2 separate regions of the Homo sapiens genome follow, and region 2 is linked to region 1. Evidence: read pairs that join two places in POLR2A ChIA-PET (ENCODE). Cell type or tissue: PC-9. All regions are shown on one strand. Links, peaks and the distances in the headings refer to the core of each region. The heading gives the core; the rest is flanking DNA. Region 1 overlaps ACSL1 (acyl-CoA synthetase long chain family member 1). Region 2 has its middle 22 kb from the start of CDKN2AIP.

Evidence for each region. Peaks named below come from ENCODE experiments on the same cell type or tissue, not always from the same donor. Only the 100,000 strongest peaks of a DNase experiment are listed, where the experiment ranks them.
Region 2: POLR2A ChIA-PET joins it to region 1 with 7 read pairs; 2 of 35 experiments call an interaction of 5 or more read pairs at or near these places.

Annotation. Positions count from the first base shown.
Region 1 is chr4:184,773,241-184,777,631 of GRCh38, forward strand. It overlaps ACSL1 (acyl-CoA synthetase long chain family member 1), which reads right to left. Exons shown (of 21, transcript NM_001995.5): 6 at 3,644-3,743; 7 at 3,244-3,422; 8 at 603-635; 9 at 423-474. Among named protein-coding and RNA genes, the nearest start is that of CENPU, 41 kb to the left of the region's middle. In PC-9, for the core only: no CTCF peak of the experiment used is centred there; no DNase peak of the experiment used is centred there.
Region 2 is chr4:183,420,092-183,424,482 of GRCh38, forward strand. No RefSeq gene overlaps it. Among named protein-coding and RNA genes, the nearest start is that of CDKN2AIP, 22 kb to the right of the region's middle. In PC-9, for the core only: no CTCF peak of the experiment used is centred there; DNase peaks (open chromatin) are centred at 2,330 and 3,320; H3K27ac peaks cover 1,611 bases.

The DNA.
Region 1 (4,391 bases), core at 137-4,136:
CACCTCTACTGTTAGATATATCGTGAAAACCAAATGTTGAACACTAAATTCCTAAGCAACCTGCAATCCTTACACTGACTTATCTTTAAAAACCTTTATTAATATGGGCACATTTTAAAGGGTATATACGTAGTCATAAGAGAAGAAAAACCAGAAATTTTCTTCCTGGGAGCCACCGATATAGTCTGTCCTAGGAAGACAGGTGAATCTAATATCACCCTCAATAAATGTTTGAGGAATTATCCGGCACTCTTGGACTCTGAGAAGATCTTACAGAGCAACAAGAAGACAGCACTTGAACCGCTTCCTTCTCTTCTGCTTTTGGTCCGTCTACTGTTAGCTGATAAGTCATCCAAAAGAGGTAGGGGAGAGTCCAGACCAATGGCTGCCATATGTAGAAGCAATTCTATCTCAAAACTCACCTGTAGTTCCACTTGTGAAACAAATTACTGCAAGATCTTCAGGTGCTGGAGGCTAAAGATTAAAAAAAAAAAAAGCTGGTATAAATCAGAACAGAAAAGAGAACTATAAGCCACAAGGTACCAGGCTAGATATTGAAAACTACAAAGAGGACAGAGCAGGGTCTGACACGGTGTGCTTACCTTGGGCTTCCGTCTGTTGGCTCTTCCCAGGTCCTTAATTAGAAGAGAAAAAAAGTCTTAAATGGAAACGTTTTCTAACTGTAAAGGATAAGGTCACATCGAGTCACTTAAAGCTGGCTTTACTGTGGGGTTCATTCACACCTGGCTCGAAAACAGCATAATTTTCTAATTAAAGAAACTATGGCAGTTTTAATTAACCAGAACCAAAATATTTATTCATTGTTCTGAGAAGCCATTTTCCAGTTACCTCTTCTCTTACATAAAACTACATAAACGGTATTAGGACTGGTCTTTGAAATAGGATGTATTAAAAAAACAGCAGCCAAAGTCTTTACCATGCATTTCTGGTCCCCACTTCCACTTCTTATTAGGGCCTTTAATAAAGCCCTGTTCTTAACCATAACGAGATACTGCAGATACTTCGTAGGTTCCTCAAATCAGAGCACAGCACTACCTCACCCCCACATTCTGCACAACTGACATCTGCAATCTGGGAAGAAGAAAAATCAATCTCTGCTCGATTGAAATGCTAGGCATTTTGGAGAGGCTCAAATATCTGCTCAAATATCTCCCCTCGTAGAGTGGAGATAGGATTTGGGAGCCCCCAATTATAAAACAGGCCACAGCAGACCCTCTAAGACTCCTTCCTGAATGGACTTGAAGGTTAAGAATGACAGAAGCATTGCGCGGGGACAGCATTTCCCAGCGGCAGGCTTCCAGTCACTACCACTGATGGGGTTCGGTTTACTGCATTAGGGCAGTCTTGGTGGCCACTTTAATATCTATTAATTTTAACAAATGAACTATTTATATTCTTTTCCTATTCAAATGGAACAGCTTGAATGAGGATATGGAATGAACATGCCATTGAACACGCCATTGAACATGTTCAATTCACGTGGAAATTAGATGGGTGTGCTCAGGGCTTAGTGAGTTTCTGCCCAGCATACATTAAGTTTTCAATCTTAATTACATTTTAAATGATGTAGTGACAGACCACCGATTAAGAACAGGAACTAATATATCCAATTAGAGGTCAGCCAAAAGCTAAAGCAATAATTCTGTACATTTTTTTCAAAATAACCTTTATTAGCTCCAGATTTCTATTTGTCTATTAAAAATTCTTACATAACTTCTGGAGATGCCCAATTCTTCAAAAACTGATGTTAAATAAAATAAAGCACCAGTTACATACAATTTGGCTCTTAATTTATTGGGAACAAACATTATCCAAATTAGTGCACTGTTGCCGCAAAAGTTTCACAGCCTTACATCTCTCTTACAGTATCACTTAGGAAAAATACTGCAATTATTATTATTTTTTGAGATGGAGTCTCGCTCTGTCACCCAGGCTGCAGTGCAGTGGGGCGATCTCTTCACCTTTTGCTCAGAATATTTTTAAAAACTAAGTACAGATCATATTAAACAGGTAAGTGTAAAACAATGTCTTCTATAAATTAATATTTTAATATAAACTTTATATTATAATCTTCAATCAACTAAATAATTTTTAAATTTCAACATTACTTCTTTATCATACAGCAGTCAAAAAACACCAGAAAAATTCTTGCATCTGTGGGAAGGTAAGGGAAAAAGAGATTACATTATAGTAAAAGAGGGTTAAAAGTAAAAAAACAGAAGTGGGGAAACACTAGGTAAGAAGCTATAAAACCCCAATTCAACAAGGAAGCACCCGGGTCAGCACTTGCGGAATCACGTTCGATGCTACTGAGAGAGAGAGTTGGGCAGGGGCGCACACATGCACAAGAGAGAAGGTTCTGTTAGAACACCCGCGCTTCCCTGTGCCTACTGGGTTCCTCAGGAAAGGTTCTACAGATCCTTACTTATAGCCTCAAATTCTTTGTAGGAGGAGGAAAACTACACATAAAAATTTAAAATCCTATCTATAACAGTTTCAGAAAAATATTTCTAACACCTTCAGAAAGAGAAGGACTGACTCTGTTTTCCTATGACTTGTTATGATATGTATATGAAAAGATCTTCCTCCGGCCATGTTCCTTGGATGGAACTCTAATCCAAGTCCAACTGACGGGGATCAACTTCTTATATCATCTGACATCAAGCACCCAAGCTGAGCATGGACCACCACGCTCATTCTCCTGGAATGGCTGCCTTTAAACTTGTGATTGGTATGACTCTTAAGAGTCAATATGAAAACAAACCAAATCAAACATGCATGTTGGAAATTCACCAAGACTCTCCACGAGCCATCCAGGGAAAAGAACGATGAGGCTGATTTCTATACTTGGCTTGGCATTAGAGACAAATTAGTAAGTAAAAGGCATTAAAGCCCAAAGGAGACACAGAAACTGAAAGTTCCACCTGCCTGAAGCTGTAATTCCCATTTCTGGCATTTCCGGGCACAGCTTGTCAGTGCTCTGGAATAAATATTGGAGTGCTGAAAGCACTTGGGTAAGGTGTGAGGTGTTAACACTGGGCACACATGTAGAATCCTTTTTCCAGCAATGAGACAGAAGTTTCTGCTCTCTTTCATGGGTTGCGGAGGCAACCGGCCAGCGCTGGGACTGCACCATAGCACTAGATAGCACTGGATAGCACGTGTGAGCCAACACGGCCCCAGGGAAAGCCTTCAGAGAAGGGAAGGAGGCAGGGCACTCACCTCCATCGCCTTCATGCTGGTGACTTCCACCCCACACCTCTGGCCTCGTTCCACCAGTTCACTGCCGTAGGCATCCATGACAACTATGATTTTAAGGCCTGGTATTAACTTATTTTCTACACCCTCTAATAAGAGTTTGGCCTTCTCTGGCTTGTCAACAAAAACCAGAGAGAGTTCAGCTGTAAATGAAGAGATACAATGAAGAATAAGCTCTGGGATGTTAAAAGATTCACTCTGTCATATCCAGCACAAGGATACTTGAAGTACTACATTCTTTGAATAAAAAGGTAGATATATATTTACATGTAAAATCTTTGTCAAATCAAATGTAAGCAAATGTAAAGTCACTGAACCTAACCAATAACTATGCCAATAATCCAGGCAAAGATCACAGACGTACCTTTGTTGACTATGTACGTGATGGCTTCATTTCCAAGGGTATCATAAAGTGGAACGATCACCATCGAATAAGCAAAGCATCCTTGTTCAATAATCACCCACTAAACAAACAGTAAAGGTCAGGGAGAGAAAACAGGATGTCATCATGTAATCAATAAGGAGAACAATACTCAAGAGAGATTCAAAGTGAAAACATTTGACGCAGCAAAATTAACATCTGTGTTAGCTACTACTCTGTGCCAGGTGCTATAAGGGATTCAGAATGAGAACAAAACACATGCCCCCTTCTTAAAAAGAAATTAAGGCCAGGCACACTGACTCACACCAGTGATCCCAGCACTTTGGGAGGCCAAGGTTGGGGGAATCAGTTGAGCCCAGGAGTTCAAGACCAGCCTGGGAAACATGGCAAAACCCTGCCTCTACAAAAGTTATCTGGACATGGTGGCACACACCATGTCGCAGCTACTTGAGAGGCTGAGGCGGGAGGATTGCTTGAACCCAGGAGGTTGAGGCTGCAGTGAGCTGTGATCACACCAGTGCACTCCAGCCTGGGTGACAGAGTGAGATCCTGTATGTATGTATGTATGCATGTACAAAGAGAGGGAGGGAGGGAGGGAAGGAAGGAAAGAGAGAGAGAGAAAGAAAGATGAGAGGACAGAGAGAGAAAGAGGAGAGATTGAGAAAGAAAAGAAAAAAGGAAGGAAAGGAAAGGAGAGAAAGAGAGAAAGAAAGATAAATTAAAATCCGCC
Region 2 (4,391 bases), core at 90-4,089, 1.4 Mb before region 1:
TATCCAACAAGTAGATCAATGAAACAAAATGTATTGAATGAAATTGAGTATGTTGGCCGGGCACAGTGGCTCACGCCTGTAATCCCAGCACTTTGGGAGGCCAAGGCCGGCGGATCACCTGAGGTCGAGAGGTCGAGACCAGCCTGACTACCATGGAGAATGGAGAAACCCTGTCTCTACTAATAACAGAAAAATTAGCTGGGCGTGGTGGCTCATGCCTTTAATCCCAGCTACTCGGGAGGTCGAGGCACGAGAATCGCTTGAACCCGGGAGGCGGAGGTTGCAGTGAGTGGAGATCGCACCAGTACACTCTAGCCTAAGCAACAAGAGAGAAACTCTGTCTCAAAAAAAGGAAAAGAAAAGAAAATTGAGAATCTAATATGTTCCAGGCAGTGGGCACTACAGAACCTATGTTTGTATGTGGTTCCTGCCTGTGAGGTTACGCTATAGTGGAGACTGACCCTCAGTGACACTGCAGTTACTAATGATTAGAGTGACAGGGAGTTGGGGGAGGTGTGATGGGTTAATTGGTGTCCCCCAAAAAGATCTGTGCACCTGAGACCTGTGAATGTGGCCTCATAGAGAGTCCTTGCTGGGTGCAGTGTCTCACACCTGTAATCCCAATACGTGGGGAGGCCAAGGATAGCTTGGGCCCAGGAGTTTGAGACCAGCCTGGGCAACATAGCAAGACTCTATCTCTAAAAAAAAAAAAATAAGAAAAAAATTAGCTGGGCATGGTGGTGCACACCCATAGACCCAGTCACTTGGGAGGCTGAGGTGGGAGGATCACGGCTGCAGTGAGCCATGATTATGCCACTGCACTCCAGCCTGGGCAACAAAGTGAGACCCTGTCTCAAATAAAATAAAAAAGAGAAAGAAACACTGAGTGTGCCTAAGCCCCTTGAGTGTGTATTCTGTCATGCCTTTCCCTCTAGAAGATAAAATTTGATAGTAGAATTGTTATAGATTTCCATCCTTGGATAAAATACCCAGAGATGTGCCTCGTCCCTCTGGGGCCAAGCCCGGAACAGAAGGCACAGCCTCCCGACTCTCCCTAGACCAGAGTTTCTCAGAGTATGATAAACACAGCACCTGAAAGCATACATTAAGGTTTAAAATCCAAGGCCCTTGCCCAGATTTCCTGAATCAGAGTCTGCTGGGGTAGGGCCCAGGAGTATGCATTTTGAAAGACTGTCTCATGTATTTGGACACACACTTAAATTTGAAAACCACTGCATTCACGCATCTATGACACCCCTTCTCAGCTCTAAAGCATCTGACCTACATTGCATTCTTGGCTCTGTTCCCGCCTATCAACTGAGCCTCCAACTACCTATCTAGAAAATAGAGAAAAATTTTATCTGCCGCTAGGTACTTGTCTAGCAGTCTTCGAAATCCTGAGATCAGAGGGTCCAGATAAAGGAGCACTATTATTTATCCACCCTTCATTTTCAAGAGACAGCCCTCAGCATTTTCCTTCCCTATTTGTGCTGGAATTTGCCAACGTTGGAAAGGCCTGGGAGCCTGGAAGATTGTTGTTTCTCTCTCACTCCATGTATGTGGCAGGTTAACATGATAAGTTTCTTTTTTTTTTTCTTTTTTTTTGAGACAGGGTCTTGCTCTGTCACCCAGGCTGGAGTGCAATGGCCCCGTCTCGGCTCACTGCAACCTCTGCTTCCCATGTTCAAGCAATTCTCCTGCCTCAGCCTCCCGAGTAGCTGGGACTACAGGTGCGTGCCACCACACCCGGCTAATTTTTGTATGTTTAATAGAGACAGGGTTTCACTGTGTTGGCCAGACTGGTCTCGAACTCCTGACCTAGTGACCACCTGCCTCGGCCTCCCAAAGTGCTGGGATTACAGGTGTGAGCCACCGCGCTGGCTGACATGATAAGTTTCAACGGCTTCAGATGTCTCTTTTTTTCCCTTTCCTTGAAATAATCTGAATCAAATCCGGAGACTGCCCTCAGGCCCAGCTGAGCTCTGAGGAGTCTGAGCTAGTCGTCTCCAAAGGACTCATAGCCAATCTCGGAAACCAGTTACTCCACAGGAAAGCCCGTCTACCTCCCAGCACCTCAGGGGCCCACAGCGCAAGCAGGTGAGCTGGCTGGACGATCGAGTTCCTGCTCAGTACATGGGATTATTCGCTTAACACTCCAGCAGCTCCACGAGCTGGGGTTCATTATTTTCATTTTTGAAACAGGAACAATGAGGCTCAGAGAAGTTAGGTAGCAGAAAGTCACACGACTGGTGAAGTGGCATCGTTGTGATTTGTGGCCGATAGCATCCTGTCTGTGACAGGAGGCACACTCTGGCACTGCCCCAGGCTCCAGCCAGGTCATCACCGTGATGAGCACTGGCTCCTGCCGGGCCTGCAGCCTCAGGGAAGGTGCTCCACAAACATTTGGTGAAAGCATGATACCTCTACCTAGGAGTGGTTACCTGCCCCTGAACTTGAGCTTCCTTCTCTCTCACAGGCTGCCTGACCCCAGAATGTCCTCCCTGAAACTATCCATCCTGCAAGCCCCACTCCTCTGTCCCACTATCTGATGGGACCCTATTTGTATTGGAAACCCCCTCCATTTCCCCACCAACTGCTTGGCTGTGATACCAGCGGTTTTCCAGGCAGGTGGGTTCCAAATATTTAGTTTGCTGGACTGAATTTCCCTGTGGTCCCTACAAGTGAAGATTTGTCGTTTTTCGAGGGCCTGACCCATCTCAGCGTGAGGGTCTTTGTCAAGGGCTGGGCCTATTCCTCCCACCATTTGACTGTGGCTAAACATCCTAGGCCCAGTTACATTCTCAGACAGGACAAGGTGCTGGATGGCTGACACCTGTGCAGGGACTTACTGCCTGTGCAGGGACAGAGATCACCAGGCTTCCGAGATTCTGTATTCCTTTCCTCCTGGCAATCCCATTAAAGTTATTACAAGTAATAAAATAGCACTAATCCCACAATACCAATGATACAGAGGCGCATTCAGCAGGCTAGGTATTTCAACACATTTAGAGAAGATGGGAAGGGTCTGAAGCGATGCAGGGAAAGCTGCCCTCCAGAGGGGGCATGTGGCTGAGCAGACGGCTGACCTGCCGGGCACAGCGCCAGAAGCCCCAGGTATACACAGCTCAGGTATGACAGGGGCAGGAGGTGAGAGGAGAGTGAAATAATGAAATGCAATGGAACATATACATATATATGTATATTTTATTTTCTTACAAACGTCACACATGCTTCTGTAAAGATTCAATTACTGCTGGAATGCCTAAAGTAAAATGAGTCATCTTTGCCTGTCACCCTCCAATAGTTGGAATGTACTTCCTTGGCATAATTATGGTTAACAATTTTTTTTTGTGGTGGGGGACAGAGTCTTGCTCTGTCACCCAGGCTGGAGTGCAGTGGCGCAATCTCAGCTGACTGCAACCTCCACCTTCCAGGTTCAAGCAATTCTCCTGACTCAGCCTCAAGAGTAGCTGGGATAACAGGCACGTGCCACCACACCTGCCTGGCTAATTTTTGTATTTTTTTAGTAGAGACAGGGTTTCCCATGTTGCCCAGGCTGGTCTCAAACTCCTGGCCTCAAGTAATCCACCCACCTCAGCCTTCTAAAGTTCTGGGTTTACAGGCGTGAACCACTGTGCCCAGCCTACTGTTAACACTTTTTTTTTATCTCTATCCCTGAATTTTAGTTTATTTTTTGAAACACATGTAAACACGTGCATTTGTAGATTTTTAAAACATAAAATGGGATCACACTATATGTTTTAAAATGTAGGTTTCATTATTATTCAGGTAGGGTGAGGCCAACTAATCAGGAAACAACTGCCATTAAAAACACAGTTTTGGCCAGGCCCGGTAGCATGTGCCTCTAATCCCAGTACTTCGGGAGGCCAAGGTAGGAGGATCACTTCAGGCCAGGAGTTTGAGACAAGCCTGGGCAACATATTGAGACTTCATATCTACAATAATAAAAATGAAAATAATTAGCCAAGCATGGTGGTGCACACCTGAGTCCCAGCTATTCAGGAGGCTGAGACAGGGGAATCACTTGAGCCAGGAGTTGGAGGCTGCAGTGAGCTATGATTGTGCCACTGCACTCCAGCATGGGTGACAGCGCGACAGCCTGTCTGTCTCCAAAGAAAAGAGATAGTTTATTACTCCCATTTCCCAAGAGGAAGGGAGACACTATACCAGGCAGGGCCACTTGGGGAGGTGCCAGGGTCAATCAGGAGGCAGCAGGAGTGAGGGGAAAGGCTGGCCAAGAGCCTCTATTGTGGTTTTCCTGGGAAGAAATGGGCAAGGCAGGCTCAGCAGGACAGGCAGGTACGGGAGTGTTTAGTCTGAATAACGGATGTAGGCACTACCCTAGTTGCTTGTGCCTGGCCCTGGTGTGA